Regions from separate parts of the Homo sapiens genome. Here region 1 is linked to region 2. Evidence: chromatin contacts called from ENCODE Hi-C or POLR2A ChIA-PET data. All regions are on one chromosome and are shown on one strand. The core of a region is the stretch at or near the end of the contact, and the rest is flanking DNA. Distances in the headings are between cores, read along the strand shown. Region 1 has its middle 26 kb from the start of LIF-AS1. Region 2 holds the start of CASTOR1 (cytosolic arginine sensor for mTORC1 subunit 1).

Region 1 (4,639 bases), core at 1,196-3,695, 77 kb after region 2:
TTGTCCACGTTCCCATCTCAGAGGTTCAAGCTGCTTTCCATACCCTACCACACCTGCCCCAAAGACTCCCTGAGCCCTGGTCCTTCTTTGGTGCTTTGCTGGCTGCCTTGGGTTGCTAATTACCGCCTCCCTGCTACACTGTATGCTCCTTAAGAGCAGGGGATGCCTCCAACACCTCCCTGCCTCCTAGCTCCTGGCTTGGTGCCCAACTCATGGCAGTGCAGGTGGTCAGGGAGAAGCCGAGTACGGGAATCCTAAGAGTCACAACTCTGGTTATCATGACAATGACAGCAGCCGCCGTTTACTGAAAGCTGATGTTGAGCCTTTGTCTGCTCGACTCTTTACCTGGATTACATCATATAACCTTCTCCATGTCCCCTTGCAACTCAGAGACTAAGGTGCTATTGAATGAACCTTACAGTGGAGAAAAGGCCACCAGGAAAGGAGCGCGGGGAGCTCAGATGCTGCCTTTTCTTGCCTCAGTTTCCTCCTCTGTACAGGGCTCTGACATCTGCTCTCCTTTCCTCCTTCCAGGTGGCTGTGAGGGTCAAACAATACAGTGAGCACGTTGTCACATGCAAACATCAGCACAGATGCAGCATCTGGATTAAATGCCTACTGGAGGCCCCATCTAAGCCCAGCAACCTGGGGAGAAATGATAACTTCTTTTTTTTTTTTTGGAGATGGGGGTCTCACTCTGTTGCCCAGGCTAGAATACAGTGGCACAATCATGGCTCACTTCAGCCTGTACCTCCTAGGTTCAAGTAATCCTCCCACCTCAGCATCCCAAGTAGCTGGTACTACAGGTGCATGCTACCAAACCTGGCTAAATTCTTTCAATTTTTTTGCAGATATGAGGTTTTGCTACGTTGCCTAGGCTAGTCTTGAACTCCTCGACTCAAGCAATCCTCCTGCCTCAGCCTCCTAAAGTGCTGGGATTACAGGCATGCACCACTGCACCTGGCCAGAAATGGCAGAAATGGGAAATTTTTTTTTTTTTTTTTTTTTTTTTTTTTTTAGACAGAGTCTTGCTCTGTTGCCCAGGCTGGAGTGCAGTGGCGCAATCTTGGCTCACTGCAAGCTCTGCCTCACAGGTTCATGCCATTCTCCTGCCTCAGCCTCCCAAGTAGCTGGGACTACAGGCGCCCACCACCACGCCTGGCTAAATTTTTTTTTTTGTACTTTTAGTAGAGATGGGGTTTCATCGTGTTAGCCAGGATGGTCTTGATCTCTTGACCTCGTGATCTGCCCACCTCGGCCTCCCAAAGTGCTGGGATTACAGGCGTGAGCCACCGCACCCGGCCCAGAAATGGGAACTTTTAACTTGGACTTCCTGTTTACTCTTTAAGGATAATAGTGAAAGTGAAGACATTCGCCGCAGCCTTAGTTCTGTCTGAGAGGGTTTGGACACTGGGCAGGACAGTGCTGGCCCACCTACCCTGGAACCCCCATCCCCACTCCTCTCCTCCTCTCTCACCAGTTCCGACTACACCGGCCATCTTTCCATCCTAGTCGGATCCAAGCCTTTGCCCAGACTATGGAATTCCAGGCGCTTGGAACGCTCTCCACCCTCAGTTCCCTGATTCCTGCCATCCGCAAACTGCCACTGAGATGGCAGCTCTGAGGGGCAGCCTTCCCCACCCTGGGTTTAGGCAGACAGAGGCTTATCCCTCCTCCCCGGTGGCACTCATCTTTGCTCTAATGAAGCAATGAATTGCACAGTGATATCTGCCTTTCCTACCTGGCCAAAGCCTCCCTGGGGGCAGAAAGGGCACCATCCTGCTCTTGCTGTGTCCTAGGGCCAGACGCTTGGCAGGGCGCCCAGGTGGGTTTCAGCGAATGCTCACTAAGTGAGAGTGAATGAATGAATGCAGGAGAGAATACATGGATGTTCCATTCAGCCTCTCCCTCACCAAACGCAGCCCACACGCGCTGTGAGTCTGTCTGGGTGCGGTGGAGGATGCCACTTGGGATTACAATATTTGTAACTTGTGGTTTATGGGCTCTGGAACCAGATGGGGTCTGAATCTCTGCTCTGTTGCTCGTAGCTGTGTGATGTTGAGGAAGTTGCTCAACCTCTCTGTCTAGCTGCAGAACAATCTATTAGAGATAATAATAGCACCTCCCTTGCTGGTGCTATGGAAGTGGGGATTACATGAGGTAAAGGTTACAAGGAGAAGGATTGTAATTATTATTATTGTTGCTGGTAATGACTCAAAGGCTTCCTCCTCCCAATTAATATCTTTGTTTTTTAAGCACAGGAGCCAAGGTCCTCATGACAGGGTTGGAAAGGCCTGGGAGGGGAGCCAGGAGCCTGAGACCAGCTCAGCAGGTCCTGGCCGTGTGACCCAGAGGAAGTCACCCCATCTCGCCTGCTAACCAGATGACTAACAGCAGCAGCAATCATATTGCCTAATTTGCTACCTCACAGGAGTGTGGGAGAAGATCAAACAGAGAAATGAATGAGAAGCATTCTTTCCACAAATATTTGTTGAACACCTACTGTGCTCGAGGCTTGTGGAGGACCAAGCGGGGAACAAGCTGGCATAATCCTTCTCCCTAGGAATGTACAGTCAACAGGGAAGCCAGAAATGAAGGGATTGCTACAAAGTGTGCAAGTGCCTCCCTCTGCTGAGGATTGGGGCACATGATGGCAGAGGCATCTCTGCAAATCCTGACAATCTCACAGGTCATCCCTGCTTTGCCTCCTTTGAGTCTTCATTTATGAAATGGACTGGGTTTTTGTTGTTGTTGTTGTTTTAGATGGTGTCTCGCTCTGTTGCCCAGGCTGGAGTGCAGTGGCGTGATCTCGGCTCACTGCAACCTCCGCCTCCCGGGTTCAAGCAATTCTCCTGCTTCAGCCTCCCGAGTAGTTGGGATTACAGGTGTATGCCACCACACCTGGCTAATTTTTGTATTTTTAGTAGAGACGGGGTTTCACCATGTTTGCCAGGCTGGTCTCGAACTCCTGACCTCAGGTGATCCGCCCACCTTGGCCTCTCAAAGTGCTGGGATTATAAGGCGTGAGCCACTGAGCCCAGCCTGGACTGTTTTTTGTTTTTGAGACAGGGTCTCACTCTGTTGCCTGGGCTGGAGTGCAGTGCTGTGATCATGGCTCACGGTAGCCTCGAACTCCTGGGCTCAGGTGATCCTCCCACCTCAGCCTCCTGAGTAGCTGGCACTACAGGAGCACACCACCACCACCATGCCCCGCTAATTTTTAATTTTTTACAGACAGGGTCTCACTATGTTGCCCAGCCTGGTCTTGAACTCCTGGGCTCAAGCAATCCTGCCTCAGCCTCTCAAAGTGCTGGGATTACAGGGGTGAGCCACTGCACCTGGCCTTGAAATGGACTTTGAAGTGAGCATCAAGATATACCTTCCTCACGACGCTGGTGTAAGGATTGAGCTCATGCATGTGAAAGGGCTTAGCACCGAGCCAGACACCTCTAAGACATCGCTGGATGGCGGTGATTGTTCATGCGCGACCTTGCCACTGGGCACCTGGGGATGCAGGCATGACATTGTCCTTCAAAGAGACAGGGATGAGGAGCATGTGTCTGGCACCTGGAGATCACATTCCCTTCCTCCCTCAGGGCCTATATTTGCCCACACATACACGATTGCGTGGGGACGTTAAAAGGTTCGAAAGCAGATATTCCAAACTGGTAACAGGGTGAGAAATGAGGGTAATTATGAGCCCAGTCATCTACTTTTATGTTTTATCTTTTATATATTGTTTGAACAATAGATCACTTTTTGTTTTTCTTTATTACGGTAAAATACGCGTGACATTAAATGTTCCATTTGAACCATTTTTAAGTGTATGGTTCGGTGGCATTAAGTACGTTCCCAATGTTGCAACCGCTACCACCACCTTCCCCAGTGAAACTCTGTCCCCATTAAACACTAACTCTCCCTTTCCCCTTCCCCAGCCCCTGGCAACATTTATTCTACTTTCTGTCTCTACAAATTTGACTCGTATAAGTGCAATCACACAGTATTTGTCCTTTTGTGTCTGGCTTATTTCACTTAACATAATATCCTCAAGTTCACTCACATGGGAGCATATATCAGAATTTCATTCCTTTTGAATCTAATATTCAATAGATTACTTTTGCCATTGGAAAAAAAAATCATAAAGATTGGAAAAACACAACCATAAAAAGAATGACTGTGCGAATGACTGAAGGAGGAAGAGATGAATAAATGCTCGGGGTCTTCCAGGCATGCCTGCAACTCCGTGGATTTCAGACGGGGTGCATCAGTGGGTCAGCTGGGGTGATGCCGGGGGCAGGCTCCTGTGAATCAGCCGTAGGTCTCCTCTATTACAAGAGAGGGGAGTCAGGCCTCCCACCAGGGCTCTGGTCCCACTGTCCCAGGGACAGCGGAAAATGAAGAAACTCAGCTGAGGGCTGTGAGTCACAGCCGCTGAGGCTGGACGGGGGCCCCACGCCTGGCCCCTGTGGCCCCAGCCATTCAACCTGGGCAGTGAGCGGCACAGAATTCCCGGTCCCCTTCTGATAACAGCCCAGCTCCCCGGGCTCTGGGGACAACCCAGTTGGCCCGGTGAGTAAGGAGGCTCTGGACAATCCCTCCTTTCATAAAGCTCCGCTGCTGACTAATGCCTCCCAGTCAC
Region 2 (5,021 bases), core at 881-3,380:
CTTCAAGTCCTGGCCTGGATGCTACCTCAGGCTCCAGTAAGTTTCTGAGAGCTGATTCTGGGTTGGGGTCAGGGACGGGGCCCGGAGTGGAGCACCACGAATGTCCTCACAGGCTCAGCCCAGGCCCTCAGGGAGGGGGGCGAATTGTGGTTCTTTGATAAAATGCCGCCTTCGATTTACTGCCAAGTGCCAGGCTGGACTGGTCAAGTAGGCTCCATTAGCCCCATTTAACAGACGAGGAAACAGGAGCTGAATGGGAAAGCCTCAGCCGGATTTGCACCAAGAGCCCCTCACTCAGCTTCCTCTCCTGACCAGGGCTCCAGGAGACCTGACTCTGCCCTTGAGGGCCCAGGCAGGCACTGCGGTCACAACCTGATGACTGGTGAGGGCAAGGACAGGGTGTCCCTGGGAGAGGCCCCCCTTCTGCTGAGGAAGCAGCTTTTCCAGTCAAACAATAGCGCTATTCCTGGCAGATGACCAAGCTGGGCCAGGCCAGGCCATAGCGGGAGGGGGCAGGAGAGGGAGGAGCAGAGCCTCCCTGGGAGCTTTCAGCCTTCGCCTGGGCCTGGAACATCCTGTCCTGGTACAGCTGGGGATACTGAGGCCTAGGGAGGTGAAGGGTTTCAAGAGACTATCAGGGTAGGCCACTCCACTTCCTGCCTCCTTCCCCTCAGCCCCATGGTTTCCCACTCTGTCTGCACCTGCCATTGATGAGATGGGCTCAGCCTTTGAGAAGCTCCTCCTTCCCCTAGTCCTCCAGGGGATAGGCCAGGATGTGGTGGCTACATAGTGTTTCACAGGAATGTGTCAAGCCCGAGAGTCCAGGGAGGAGGCTTAGCTTGGCTTCCATCTGCCTATGGTGGGGGCTCCAGAGCAGGCAGAGGGCCTGCTTAGGCCTGCTGGGTCCCAATCAGGCCTGAGGCCTGCTTTAGTCTACTTGGTTCAAAGCCTCACATCTGAGGCCTCAGGGTGCTCAGGCCAGGCAAGGGTCCCCTGGAGCATTCTCAGCCCTGCATGGAGCCAACATGGACATGCTGATGCCTGCTTAGCCTTGGGGGGGTCTTAGACCTGTGAAGGCCTGATAAGATCTGGGGTGTCTGCCAGTGCCGGGGGCCTCCTTGAACCTGAAGCAAGTTTAGATGTGCACAGGCTAGCTAAGGGCTGCAGGCTTTGGGGCTCAAGTTTCAGGCTTGAGGTCTGAGTACTCACTGAACCTCAGCTGCAAGGGCCTCCCCCACCAAAGTCTGAGCACTGGGCATTACTGGCTCAAGCACTTCCGGGTTTTGTTGGTATCGAGGGACCTCAAGCCTTAGGCCTTGGCCACCTGCAGCCCCCTAACCCAAAGTATGTCGCTCAGGCAGAGGTGGCTAGGATTCTACCTCTGTGTGCCCCTGGTGAGGAGCCTTCTATTTTGAAAGTTGGATGAAAGGAACAAGTGGGGCTACCAGGCCAGGTTTCAATTTGTCAGCCCCCTCGCAAGCGGGGAAGGGTAGGTATCAATCGCAATCCTGTGTTGGCGGCCCTGCCCCCTGCAGCCATGAGAGGCAGGAGAGCGAAAGGCGCCCGGGGGACAGCGCTGCACAGCAGACCTGTGCCTCTCATTGCTCCGGGGATTTGGGGGCAGCGTTCTGGTCCTAGCCGAGCTCCAGTTTGTTTCGTGTCCCTTCTGTCTCAAGGACTTCAATCATGAAACCCACGTGTGTGCCAGAAGGACAGAAACGTCCCCTCCGGGATGCTCCCACCGGCTGCGCAGCTGGCTTTCCGCGGAAAGGGCGGAGCCCAGGGAGGGGGCGCGTCAGGGGCGGGGCCTGGAGGAGTCAGACGGGGTGGGGTCTATCCCCGAGCCAGTACTAAAAAAGGCGGAGCCGTTCGGGGCGGTCTCGGTGGGCTGGCTGGAAAGCGGGATGAGGTTCTGGCGTTAGGAGGAGGCGTGACCACCCAATAGGCTTCTCTTCCCGCGGGGCGTGGCCGTCAAGGAGCCGGACGCCGCGCCTGGCTGGGCGGGTCAGCCTCGCAGCGGGCGGCGTGGACGCGGCAGCGCAGCGGCTCCTTTAAGGCTCGGGCACCACCCCCGCCGCCCCGCCTCCCGTGCGGCCTGGGTCTAGTTGGCGGCGGGGTCGGGTCCGCGCGAGCCGCGATGGAGCTGCACATCCTAGAACACCGGGTGCGGGTGCTGAGCGTCGCCCGTCCCGGTCTCTGGCTCTACACCCACCCGCTCATCAAGCTGCTCTTCCTGCCCCGCCGCAGCCGGTGCGCGCCCGGGTTCGGGAGCGCAGATAGGGGCTGGGGGCTCTGCTCTCGCTCCGGGCCAGGGTCGGAGGATTAGGATCGCCGTAAGGCAGGCAGGCAGGCGGGCGGGAGCGGGTGGGGAGGACTCTCCCCGTCCGGCCGCCATCCGGCCTGGGGGACCGCCGCCTATCCGGCCCCGTGAGGCCCCCTCCCAGGGGCAAAGCGCAAACAGCCTGGGATGGGCAATGCTTAACTCAGTAGTGTCAAATGGGGGCATTCCTACCTGGTCACTGCGGGGAGCTCCTTCCAGGACGCCTCCCTTCATGTCAGAGGGGCTGGACTAGGGGGTCCAAGGTCCGACGCCCCTGGGGCTGTCGCCGCGGGTGTGAACCTCTCCTCCCTCCAGGAGTGGAGGGGTGGAGGGTTCCTGGAGAGGTCGGGAGGCCGGAAAGTAGCCCCCAACCCCCGAGATGGGGCTAACATCCCATTGGCCTGGAAATTAAAGGCCGAGAGGGCAAGAAGGCGCCCGGCCCAGGGTCGCGGGGGTGTCTCGGGGCAGATGGAGAGAAATCCACTCCCGACCCCTAGTTCTCCACACCAAGCTGAAGATGCTCCCCACCCCCAACCAGGTGCAAGTTCTTCAGCCTGACGGAGACCCCTGAGGATTACACGCTTATGGTGGACGAGGAGGGCTTTAAAGGTGGGGGTTGGTCTGGGGAACGGGAGTACGGGAGGGGCTTGTCGTGCTCCCCTTCTGTAGGGTTCTCACCAGTTGCTGGGATCCGTCCCAAGAGCTTAAGCCTTAAAAGCAGATGGGTCGGGGTTCGAATCCTACTCCACCACTCCCTGGCTGTGTGCCCTTGAGCAAATCACTTTCCCTCTCTGAGCTGTTTTCTCTTATGTAAAATGGGTATAGTTATGGTTCTGATACATAGGGTCCCATGAGGCCTTTATAAACTTAAAACCGCTGAGGGGCACTCAGCAGTCTTAGGCCTGCAGAAGGGCCTCTGTTATGATTCCAGTCAAGTGCTGCTGTTAGAAATCCCTGGGTATTATTTCCTCCTGGTCTTACTCTCTGGTTTGGGTCACCTCCTCCCCTGCTGGTCTGGAAACTCCAGGAGTCTGAGGGAAGGAATGCAGGAGCAGGCAGCCATCTCAGGGGAGGGTCCTGGAGGCCTCCTGGCTGTGCTGGGGTGAATAGCAGCCACCCAGGCCCTGGCCCCAGCTCAGGACTGGACGCCAGCCTGGGCCCTCCCTGGGGCCTGGAGCTGACGCCTAGCTCCTCCTCCTGCTGCTGGCCCTGCCCATCCTCACAGGCTTGGAGTCTCAGGCCAGCTAGCTGGAGCTTAGCCTGTCCCCATGCTCCACTGCAGGCCTTAGTTTCCCTGTTTTTACTTCAGAAGTCTGGGTCTGCAAAAGGGGAAGGCAATCCCCCAGCCAACCTGATCTGCGAATGCCCCCTGGTGGTGCCATGTGGTACAAAGCTTCTGCTAACCCACAGAAGACACCGTAGTGAGGTAGATATTGTCGTCCCATTTTACAGATGAGGAAACTGAGACTCAAATCACCCACCCCAGGTCATAAGACAAATTAACAAAGCTGGGATTTGAACCCAGGTCTGTCTGAATCTGGACCTCTGATCTTAAGTGGGAAGTTTCAATGCCACCAGGCCAGCACTTGAAGCCTTTCTCAGTCTTTGCACACATAGGGACTTCAGGAGCCCCAGCCTCCAGACCTGCCCTTACCTTGATGGAGCCCTCCAAGGCACAGAAAGGGAAACTGAGGCTCAGAGAGGGGCAGGGGCCAGCCTTGTAGACCCTGACCTGACATGTCCCCTGCCCACAGAGCTGCCCCCATCTGAGTTCCTGCAAGTAGCTGAGGCCACATGGCTGGTGCTGAACGTGTCGTCTCACAGCGGTGCGGCAGTGCAGGCTGCTGGGGTCACCAAGATCGCCCGTTCGGTCATCGCGCCACTGGCCGAGCACCACGTGTCTGTGCTGATGCTGTCCACTTACCAGACGGACTTCATCCTGGTGAGTTTCCTGCTGGTGCTGATGCAGAGCAGGGTGGATATAGGTACCTGGGAGCCCATGTGATGTGCCATCTGCTGTGGCCCAGGTGCGGGAGCAGGACCTGTCCGTGGTGATCCACACGCTGGCCCAGGAGTTCGACATTTACCGCGAGGTGGGCGGAGAGCCTGTGCCTGTGACGAGGGATGATTCCAGCAATGGCTTTCCCCGCACTCAGCATGGTGAGGGCCGCCCCCTGACACTTGGACTTGGGCAGGGCCTCCTCTTCCCACTGGGTCCCTTCCCTTTTGGGCCCCAGTGGGGCAGGAGGACCCCGGCCAGTTCCTGGATAGCAAGACCTGCCCCTGGCCCACGCCTCTCCCTGACTAGCCACCAGGGGGCGCCCCAGCCCACGGACACCTTTTCACCTGCTGCTGTCCTCCAGCAGGGCCCAGCCCCACGGTGCATCCCATCCAGAGCCCACAGAACCGCTTCTGTGTCCTCACACTGGACCCTGAGACGCTTCCAGCCATCGCCACCACCCTCATAGATGTCCTCTTCTACTCGCACAGGTGGACCTTGGAACTTCGTCTTTGTCCTCACAGCACTGTTCCCTACACTCTGTCCCACCACTTTCCGCCCATCTATCAGTTTTGCACCTCTTGCTTGTCCTCTCTTGGGGTTCCTGGCAGCCCATGATGCTCACTTGTGCTTCACTGATGTTCGGGGAAGGTTCTTGCCCCAAAGCTGGATCCCTTTCCAGTGGGGTCGTCTGAGCCATGC

What was found. A loop is a pair of places that touch in the nucleus more often than their neighbours do. ChIA-PET counts read pairs that join two places held with the same protein, here RNA polymerase II (POLR2A). Pooled maps may share reads with other maps.
Region 1: a loop to region 2 is called in a map of mammary epithelial cell, with 7 times the contacts of the local background. The contact joins the enhancer-like site here to the promoter of CASTOR1 in region 2. A Hi-C loop is called at or near these places in 1 of 168 maps with a recorded cell type or tissue (mammary epithelial cell) and 5 of 50 pooled maps. POLR2A ChIA-PET finds 5 or more read pairs at or near these places in 7 of 52 experiments (Caco-2, MCF 10A, PC-3 and 4 more).

What each region holds. Positions count from the first base shown.
Region 1 is chr22:30,210,502-30,215,140 of GRCh38, reverse strand. No RefSeq gene overlaps it. Among named protein-coding and RNA genes, the nearest start is that of LIF-AS1, 26 kb to the left of the region's middle. RefSeq lists enhancers at 67-601, 2,327-2,621. Within about 2 kb of position 2,445, at least 18 of the 41 ENCODE cell types and tissues checked have a DNase peak (open chromatin) inside an H3K27ac peak, as active enhancers do; they include PC-3 and mammary epithelial cell, where a contact is called at or near this core.
Region 2 is chr22:30,286,614-30,291,634 of GRCh38, reverse strand. It overlaps CASTOR1 (cytosolic arginine sensor for mTORC1 subunit 1), which reads left to right and starts at 2,130. Exons shown (of 9, transcript NM_001037666.3): 1 at 2,130-2,250; 2 at 2,859-2,929; 3 at 4,075-4,262; 4 at 4,348-4,480; 5 at 4,687-4,810. The coding sequence starts at 2,138. RefSeq lists an enhancer at 813-872 and silencers at 1,753-2,192, 2,393-2,472.